Linked DNA regions of Homo sapiens: region 1 is linked to region 2. A link is a contact called in ENCODE Hi-C data. All regions are on one chromosome and are shown on one strand. Each heading gives the region's core, a stretch centred on a gene start or an enhancer-like site at or near the end of the contact. The rest is flanking DNA. Distances are from core to core; before and after follow the strand shown. Region 1 overlaps LRMDA (leucine rich melanocyte differentiation associated). Region 2 overlaps LRMDA (leucine rich melanocyte differentiation associated).

Region 1 (4,118 bases), core at 465-2,964, 230 kb before region 2:
AATAGCTGTTACACTCCAGCCTGGGCAACATAGCAAGACCCCATCTCAAAAAAACAGATTTATAAGAGGAAAATCTCCAATGCTTGTTTGAGTCAGACCAAAAGAATTGCAAAGGCTAAATCTGACCTCTTCCTATAAAAATAACATGGAGAATCCTTGTGTGGACAGGCCTAACCTTCTTGATAGGCCCCTCTCAGGAAGGCCCCACAAAATCTACAGTGGAAGAACAATCCACTTCTGTGAAGGAAAAGTTAATGGCCAGTTGGTTTCAATTGACTAGGACAGAGCTAAGTGAATGTAGATAAACCACTTCCCGACTGAGGCTAGGCCAGGGGATCCTCCCCCACACCTCCCACCGCTGATATCATTCTTGAAAGCCTTGTTTCCTTCCAGCCTGGAAAGCTCCATTTTGGAAACAATGACCCTTTATGGAGAGCTTTCATCCCTGCTTAAGTTCTAAAAATCAAAGAGCCAATATGTCTAAGCTGCCCTCAAGGATCTGGGAAAACTGCCGTGGGTACGTTGTTATTTAGTGGTAATATCTTATTTAACTTGTCAGTTGTCTTGCTGTTTTCAGAATGAAACCAGATATAAATAAAGCAAAAAAAAAAGTGTTTGAGATAGGCTACTGATCACTAGTTTATTTTTTGAGTTGAGAAGCCACACAGTTTTCCAAGCATGGTTACATTATGGTAATATGCTTTGTCATAAATCTACTATATCCTTCTGCTTGTCTATAAAACAGTCTGCTCCTCATCGTTCTCAACTTGGCCTGCATACAGAACTTTTAACTTAAAATATCTAACAATATGTCATATCCACCAGATACATGACAGCTATTTCTAAGATACATAATATTATTAATTATTTTTGAATTTAACTGAACTGTTATGAATCCAAAAAGTATAAAAATGACATTTAGCCATCAACAGTTCTTGAAACATTATACACACAAAGAAGAAATACTAACAAGTCCTACAGTACTCATAATTTCAAAATTATACCCTTTGAAGCCAAAATGACATTAAGAGAAACAAAAAGGATGTAAGAACTTAAAAATAAAAATGTAATGCTTGAAAATATTAAACTTGTCTTCAGATAAAAATTAAGTGTGAGATAAATTATTTTTTATGTTTGCAGAACTGTCAAACAATGTGCTGTCTCCTTAAACTATTTAAAGAAATAGGGCTGGAGTGTGTGGAGAGGATCTGGAAGACATAAATGACACTGAGAGGATGAGCAAGAAGACTGACTTCCATTTACTCTGATTCACTTAGCATGTACTGAACACCTACCATGTACTCATACTATGCTGTGTATCATGGCGGATTAAAAGAATGATACAGACTAAGCCTTAAAGGAACTTACAGACTCAGTGAGGACATGAGAAACACACAAGATGTGAATATAATGAAACACAACTACCTTTGATTAAATGCCCAAATAAAAGCTCTGGTAAGTAATGTGAGCATTAGAGCAGGAAGAACTCAACGTGGGCCAGGATAGTTGAGGAAGCTCCATTAGGAGCTAGAATTTCAGCTGGATCTTGAAGACTGACTCATATTCAGAAAGATATAAAGAAGGCCAGAGGGAACTGACAAGAGGGGAGGCAGAGTAAACAGTGACCCAAAGGCTGGAACAAATATTACTCACTGGGCGAAGTGTGAGCTGAAATGAGTGAGTGGCCTCACCGCAGGCCTAGACCTCAGGTGACCCACAACTCAAGGACGTGGAAAACATTCATCATTCATCTGTCTCCCTCTTCCCACATGTTTCTCATAGACAGCTTCATTGGCGTCCCCCAGGGGCTCGGAGTTCTGGGGCTCCCAGTGTCCCCTCTCACCAGACCTGCTCCACTGGACCCACACAGGAACCCCCTAGATTCACCACCATGAGTCACAAACTTCCTTCCCCAGCTCCAAGGGCTGTGCTTTCTTTAAGAACCCATCAAATTGCTCAGAACTGGGAGTGGTCAATCCCTTCACCTAGTTAACATACTACAATCTTTCCATTGCAGCCTCTCTGTGCTAACCTGAGATCAGTGGTTCTCAACCAGGGGTGACTTTGACCCAGAGGGACATTTGGCAATGTCTGGAGACATTTTTAATTGTCACAAAGGATGTGTTACTGGTACCTAGTGAGTAGAAGCTAGGGATGCTGTGATACATCCTTCAACATATGAGACAGTCCCCCATAACAAACAATTTTCTACCTAAAATGTCAACAGTGGCAAGGTCGCAGTGGAATGAATATAGACATTCACGATACTTTTCTGAACAAATTTATTTTAACAAGATGGAGAGCTTTCCTTTTTCTTTTGTATTTTTCTTAAATTTTACTCAAATCCATTCACTTTCAGAAGGTGTACACCCAAATTCCAAGAAGCTTCCCAGGGCAAGCTGGGATGATCCATACATCCCTGATTAATCTGCCCCCCCCCATCCCACCCCCCCCAAAAAATAAGAATAGTGCCCTGAGGGGCAGGGCACTCTGGCTATGAAATGTGCTCTAGTCCTGCAAATGACCAATATATACCTAAACCTAACTAGAAATGACAGGATATTGAAAGCCAGTACATTTTGTACCTTTTGGGCCCTTCCACAGCAAGACGCACTTTAGGTACTTACATTTTAATAGGGAAGAACCTCATTACCCAAATATTTGCTATTCGAGCACTTTCAGTTTTGAATTTGCATAAGGAAACAAAGTCATCATAACTATTCATTAGCGAATTGACCGGTTCCCACTCAAACTTCTCTTCCAAGTAGCATTCATCCCTGATCCTTGTATCAACAATTTAGGCCCATCTGATGGTCAAATGTTACATAAGCCTCTGGTGCAAAGCAACTGCAAAATGAAACCGAAACTTCTGCAAAAGATGTGGCGTTTCACGAACTCAACTGAAGTGACAGAGAAATGCTCAAATTACACCCAAAACCATTGATCCTATGCCCTTAGGCCAACTGAAAAAGCAAAAATCAAGTCAATAACAACATTTTATAAGACTGACTTAAATACTGAAGGATTAAGAAAGGCCCTCATAAAATTGATAAAGTCCTAATTTTACAAAAATAAACAACTTTAATGATTGCACAATAAAAGCAAACATGAAGTAAAAGATATATGGTGCCAGCGTGTAATTCTGTCATTAACACTTATGGAGAAAAATTAAATTAATAGTTGAATTGCTTTTCTGAGAATTAGAGCATAGCTGCAGCTACAACTGAAAATGTTTTTGATACCAAATATTTTTATCCTTTTGGGTTTCAGCTTGCAAGATTAAATTCCAAACTTTTTTTTTCTAGATTTACTATTACATACTGCTTTCCATGTAAGTTGCTTTGCTTTAGCTGATCTTTTCCAGTACTAATTGCCTTCCTACCATGGGCCTCCCCCTGAAAACTCTGACCACCTGAAGCAACCACAGAGCTGCAAGACGGGCTGAATCCCTCTCCCAGTCTCAGCTTCTTGCCCAACCTGCCTTTCCCACACCTGGTGATTCAAGCCCTGTGCCACACCCTTCTTCACAAAACCCCCCCACCTCTGTCTGACTGCCACACCTGATTCTCAAAAAGTAGGAACTGGAAGGTATAAGGAAAGTCTGAAAGCAGAAACAGAAGGCCATCCAAGATCCATACTCAAATCTCATCTCTCTCAGAGCAAAATTCCAACTCCTAAGCAGAGCCCACCAGGCCCTGACCAACCTGGCTCCTGCTTCCTGACTTCAACCTCACCTTAAAGCTCTTTCAGCCTCATCACCCCTCTCACTCACCAGCCACACTGACCTCCTCTGGTCCTCAAACTCGCCAGGCTTTTTCACACTTTGCAGCACTGGCAAGGGCAGTGCCCTCTCTCGGGAATGTTCCTCCCCAGGTCTTTCCATTCTGATTCACGCGCCTCAGCATAAATGTCCTCTCTTGCAATGACTTTTCTTACTAGCCTATGTAAAGTGCCCTCAATAATCTACATATACTTAGTAGGTGTTAAAGAACTCTTGGCTAAATGGATGACTAGATAAAAAAAAAAAATGCATGGATGGAAGGAAGGAGGGAAGGAGGGAGGGAGTGAACCTGTGTAGAGTGAGCCAATATCTGCTGTCAATAGCCATTATCCCCTAC
Region 2 (4,076 bases), core at 1,047-3,546:
TGCATGCCATGAGCCAAGGAAGGAGAAAGGAGATTGAAAAGTGGGCACAAGGAAACTTTTTATGGCGATAAAAATGTTACGTCTTGATTATGATGATGGTGGTTACATGACTGTATGCATTTGTCAAAAATCATCTGTGCACTTAGAAAGGGAATTAATTGTGCATAAATTATATCTCACTAAATCTGACTTCAAAAATAAAAAATAACCTGAAGCAGTGGCATGTACCTGTAGTCTCAACTACTCAGGAGGCTGAGGCAGGAGGATCACTTTAGCCCAGGAGTCTGAGGTTGTAGTATGCTGTGACTGTGCCTGTGAATAACCTAGACAATGTAACAATACCTTGTCTCTAAAAATATATACAAATAAATAAAATTAAAAACAAATTTAAATACAGTGGTCTGTTGGTATGGGAGATTGGTTCCAGGACACCCCACAAATACCAAAATCTAAGCATGCTCAAGTCCTTTACAGGCAGCCCTTCATATGTGCAGGATCTGCATTCCAGATCAAACATCCCAATATTCAATTGATTGAATATTCTGAGCAAATATTTATTGCTGCTTATTCAAAATAGCTAAAACTTTAAACAATCCAAACAGCCATCAAATGGTGAACGTGTCAAGAATTCTGATACATTCACACAATAGAATACTACTCAACAATAAAAAGAAACAAGCTAGTAATACATGCAACCACATGGATGAATCTCAAAAGCATTATGCTTTTGAGTGAAAGAAACTAGGCACACAAAAGGGTGAATACTGTATGATTCCATTTCAGATTGAATATTCAATTTGTAGTTGGTTGAATTGGTGGATGCAGAAACAGTGGATATACAGGGCCAACTGTACCATTATCCAAGATAGGAAATTGTAGTAATAAACTAATAACAGTAATAATAAATAACTCTTAACATGGTCAGATCAGCATAGGTCTTGACTAACCTTCCTGGAAAAGACTTTTTGAGGAGTTACCTCCTTCTGTTGCCTCAAATGGAACTTCACTGAGCTCCTGGCTCCATTACAGATAGGTCTATACAACCCGAGTATGTATATTTCCGACAGATACTTAGATCTTTTTTATAGGCCAGAGATCAAAGAGATAAGAAATATTACATATTTCAATAACATGAAGGAATATGAAAATTCATTTTCATGTTTGTAATGAGCCACCCAGCATCTGGTTCTGAGTTGTTTTGCTTAAGAATGCAGAGAGTTCAAAAAGGAGTTCTGAGAAGCAGAAGACCATCTGGGGCTCCTGTGCTGAAAATAGGAACTACCCCTCATTGTTTAAGATACTGTGGGATGTCCAGGTCAGAAGGAACCTAATTAGCGAGGAAGGAGGCCTAGGCTGGGTCCTACACTCCCAGAGTATTAAAATTAGAGTTCCTCACTGTTGCATGGGAAAGGAACTCCCAAAACTCTCCCTTGGGCAAATTCAGGACACAGAGTGGCCTTCTAGCATAGAAAGATGTTAGCTAATGCTACCAGTACCTTGCTTGCTTGTTTCTTCCAAGGGAAGTCAATACTGGACACTATTTTCATTGCTAAAGGTTAATCTGCAAAAATATTAAATGCCATCTTGCTCTAAAGAAGATTCTTTGGAAAAGTTCACAACATTGCTACCAAACCCAAAATAACTTCCTTAATCATCCGTTAAGGGCTCCCAATAGGCCACCTCTAGAGAAACATTTGTCCCTGGAGTGTTGTGTTTTTTTTTTTTTCTTTTAAATGCTGTCCTTCACCACTATGTTTATACTTTCCACAAAGATACAGAATGATTAATGCTGAAAAATAAATATGAAAAGCCTTACAATCAAATTAGGAGAGCGCTTGATAAAATAAGCCCTCTTCTTGTGAGTAATTTGAAAGAATAACTGTTTTTCATTACAATCTCAGCTCCCAGCAGGTCCTACATAAACCAAGCCAGCTGCGGTTCAAGAAAAGGTCCAAAGGAGGACCCACTCGAGGTGAGGATAAATCACAATTGTGATCACAGACCAGGTTTCTATCTTTTTTATTCCCTTTAATAAATTGGGCTTGACCTGAAACTCCAAGAAAGTTAATTTATAACAGCCAAAATAATTTTTTTTACGTAACAGCCCACCTTTCTTTTTCTTTTAAACTTAAACCATTATGACAAATGGAGATTTATTACATACCATAAACACATGTGGCTTGAGCACTGGTATTTAGTCTGGAAACTCAGATGGGGCAGTAAGCTGCTGCTGCAATCAGGAAATGCCATGTGACATTCTTGATAAAGACGAAACACACACACATTCCACAGCACTTATTGTGGCCACAGTGGTTTTGGCCATTGTGTGGGCACCACAGCCCCAGTGCAGGGCTGTGAAGTGAAAGATGATTCAGCAGACGAAGGAAAGATACTCCTGTCAGAGCCACAGTCACTTGAGTCAGAAAGGTCTTCACAAGGGCCACCAGAGTCTTTAATTAGAGATGAGCAAAGAAAACCAGCTTCCCAAGACATTTCTCCCACATAGGCCTGGTCTTCTCCTCCTTATCCATGCCTAAAATAACCCTACAAGTGGTTCGCATGTTTTGGTCCAGAGATACTCAGTAATGCTATACAGAACCATCCTGAAACATGAAGTTGGGTGCACTGATGAATAAATAGAATCTTGGGTGCACTGATGAATAAATAGAATCTTGGGTGATCCTTCTTCTCCCTTCCCTTGGCCAGGCTGAAATGATCTATTTCTTCTCAACTGATCATTCTTGTAGTCCTCACTGGCAACAAGCACTTGGTGATTTATCAGCTAAGCAGGGTTCTCTGGAAGGTCATATTAACTGGTGGTTAAAGACATGAACTTTGGAGCCAATCCTAGCTCCACCACTTTCCCAAACCATCTAAACCTAAGTTTTTCCATCTGTAAAATGGGAATATTGAAGTACCCTATGTGTCTGTGGGGAGGATTCAGTGAAATAATACATGTATATCACATAGATTTACATAGATTTAACATTATTAAAAATGTAGAGATTCACTATCATAATCTGAATAGCCACTTAATGGTACAATTAATAGCTATCAGTAATGATTATTATTAATAAACTTTCCATATGTGTAGGTCTTCTCTCCGGACTACAGTAAAAGTCCCTTGGGGGCAGAAACTCCATTATTACACTTCTTTTGCCTTGCTTATAATTCCAATGCATAAGCAACTTATTAATGAATACTCAATCACATCACTTCTACCATTAAAAAGATTTTATTATAATTTTGTAAAACAGAAACTAGCAGAAAAAAATACAGATAAAAAGGAAAAACTGCAATCATCCTTGATCCCAACACTAGAAATAACCAGTTGATATTCTGATGTATAGTCTTCTCTTCTTTTTTTCTATGCATACATATGTTTATTTCAAAATACAATTGGGATCAATAGTGTACACAGTGTTTCATAACCTGTGTACACATATTTTTAAGCTTATGAATAGTTCATAGATATTTTCCTCTACCATTAAACATTCTTCAAAAACATGATCTTTGAAGGCAGCAAGGTCTGCTGTTCTATGGTTACATCCCCCACTGTCCTCACCCACCATCTTGCAAATGGAGAATGCTTGAAACACTAGAGCTCAGTAAGATCACTGAAACCAGAAAATGTGTGTGGAATCAGTTGGCACCATGCCCAACACTGGTCAACACTCAGTAAATGTTCTCTCATTCCTCCTCTGGGTGTCTATTGTCTTTAAAGAAACTTCATGAAAGATTCCAACTTACACCATAAAATAAGGCTTCCCAGCACCAAAAGAGCAGAAGCCCAAGACCTTCTGGATAAAGCTTCTGCTCTTTCCATTTGGTTCCCGGCTCAAGATTTTGGATAACCATCATAACAGAGTTCCTGTGAGTTTCATGGTCGTTATAAACTATAATCCTACTTAACTCTTCCTAAGACCTTCCAGAATCCAGAGCTCTCACATTGGAATTTTTGTCACTAAATATTTCTCTAATTATTTCAGACATGTTGGACTCTCCTTCCCAACCAGATTTAAGTTCTAGACCATGAAGCTTAATACTGTAAGCTGAAACAAGCTTAATACTGCAGA

Evidence for each region. A loop is a pair of places that touch in the nucleus more often than their neighbours do. Pooled maps may share reads with other maps.
Region 1: a pooled map shows a loop between it and region 2 (2.2-fold over the local background). The contact joins two enhancer-like sites. A Hi-C loop is called at or near these places in 1 of 168 maps with a recorded cell type or tissue (PC-3), 2 of 37 single-sample maps with no recorded cell type and 1 of 50 pooled maps.

What each region holds. Positions count from the first base shown.
Region 1 is chr10:75,771,192-75,775,309 of GRCh38, reverse strand. All of the region lies in intron 2 of LRMDA (leucine rich melanocyte differentiation associated), which reads right to left. Among named protein-coding and RNA genes, the nearest start is that of MIR606, 220 kb to the right of the region's middle. RefSeq lists an enhancer at 245-539. Within about 2 kb of position 1,714, at least 10 of the 41 ENCODE cell types and tissues checked have a DNase peak (open chromatin) inside an H3K27ac peak, as active enhancers do.
Region 2 is chr10:75,545,751-75,549,826 of GRCh38, reverse strand. The region is part of intron 2 of LRMDA (leucine rich melanocyte differentiation associated); the gene reads right to left. Among named protein-coding and RNA genes, the nearest start is that of MIR606, 4.7 kb to the left of the region's middle. Within about 2 kb of position 2,296, at least 2 of the 41 ENCODE cell types and tissues checked have a DNase peak (open chromatin) inside an H3K27ac peak, as active enhancers do.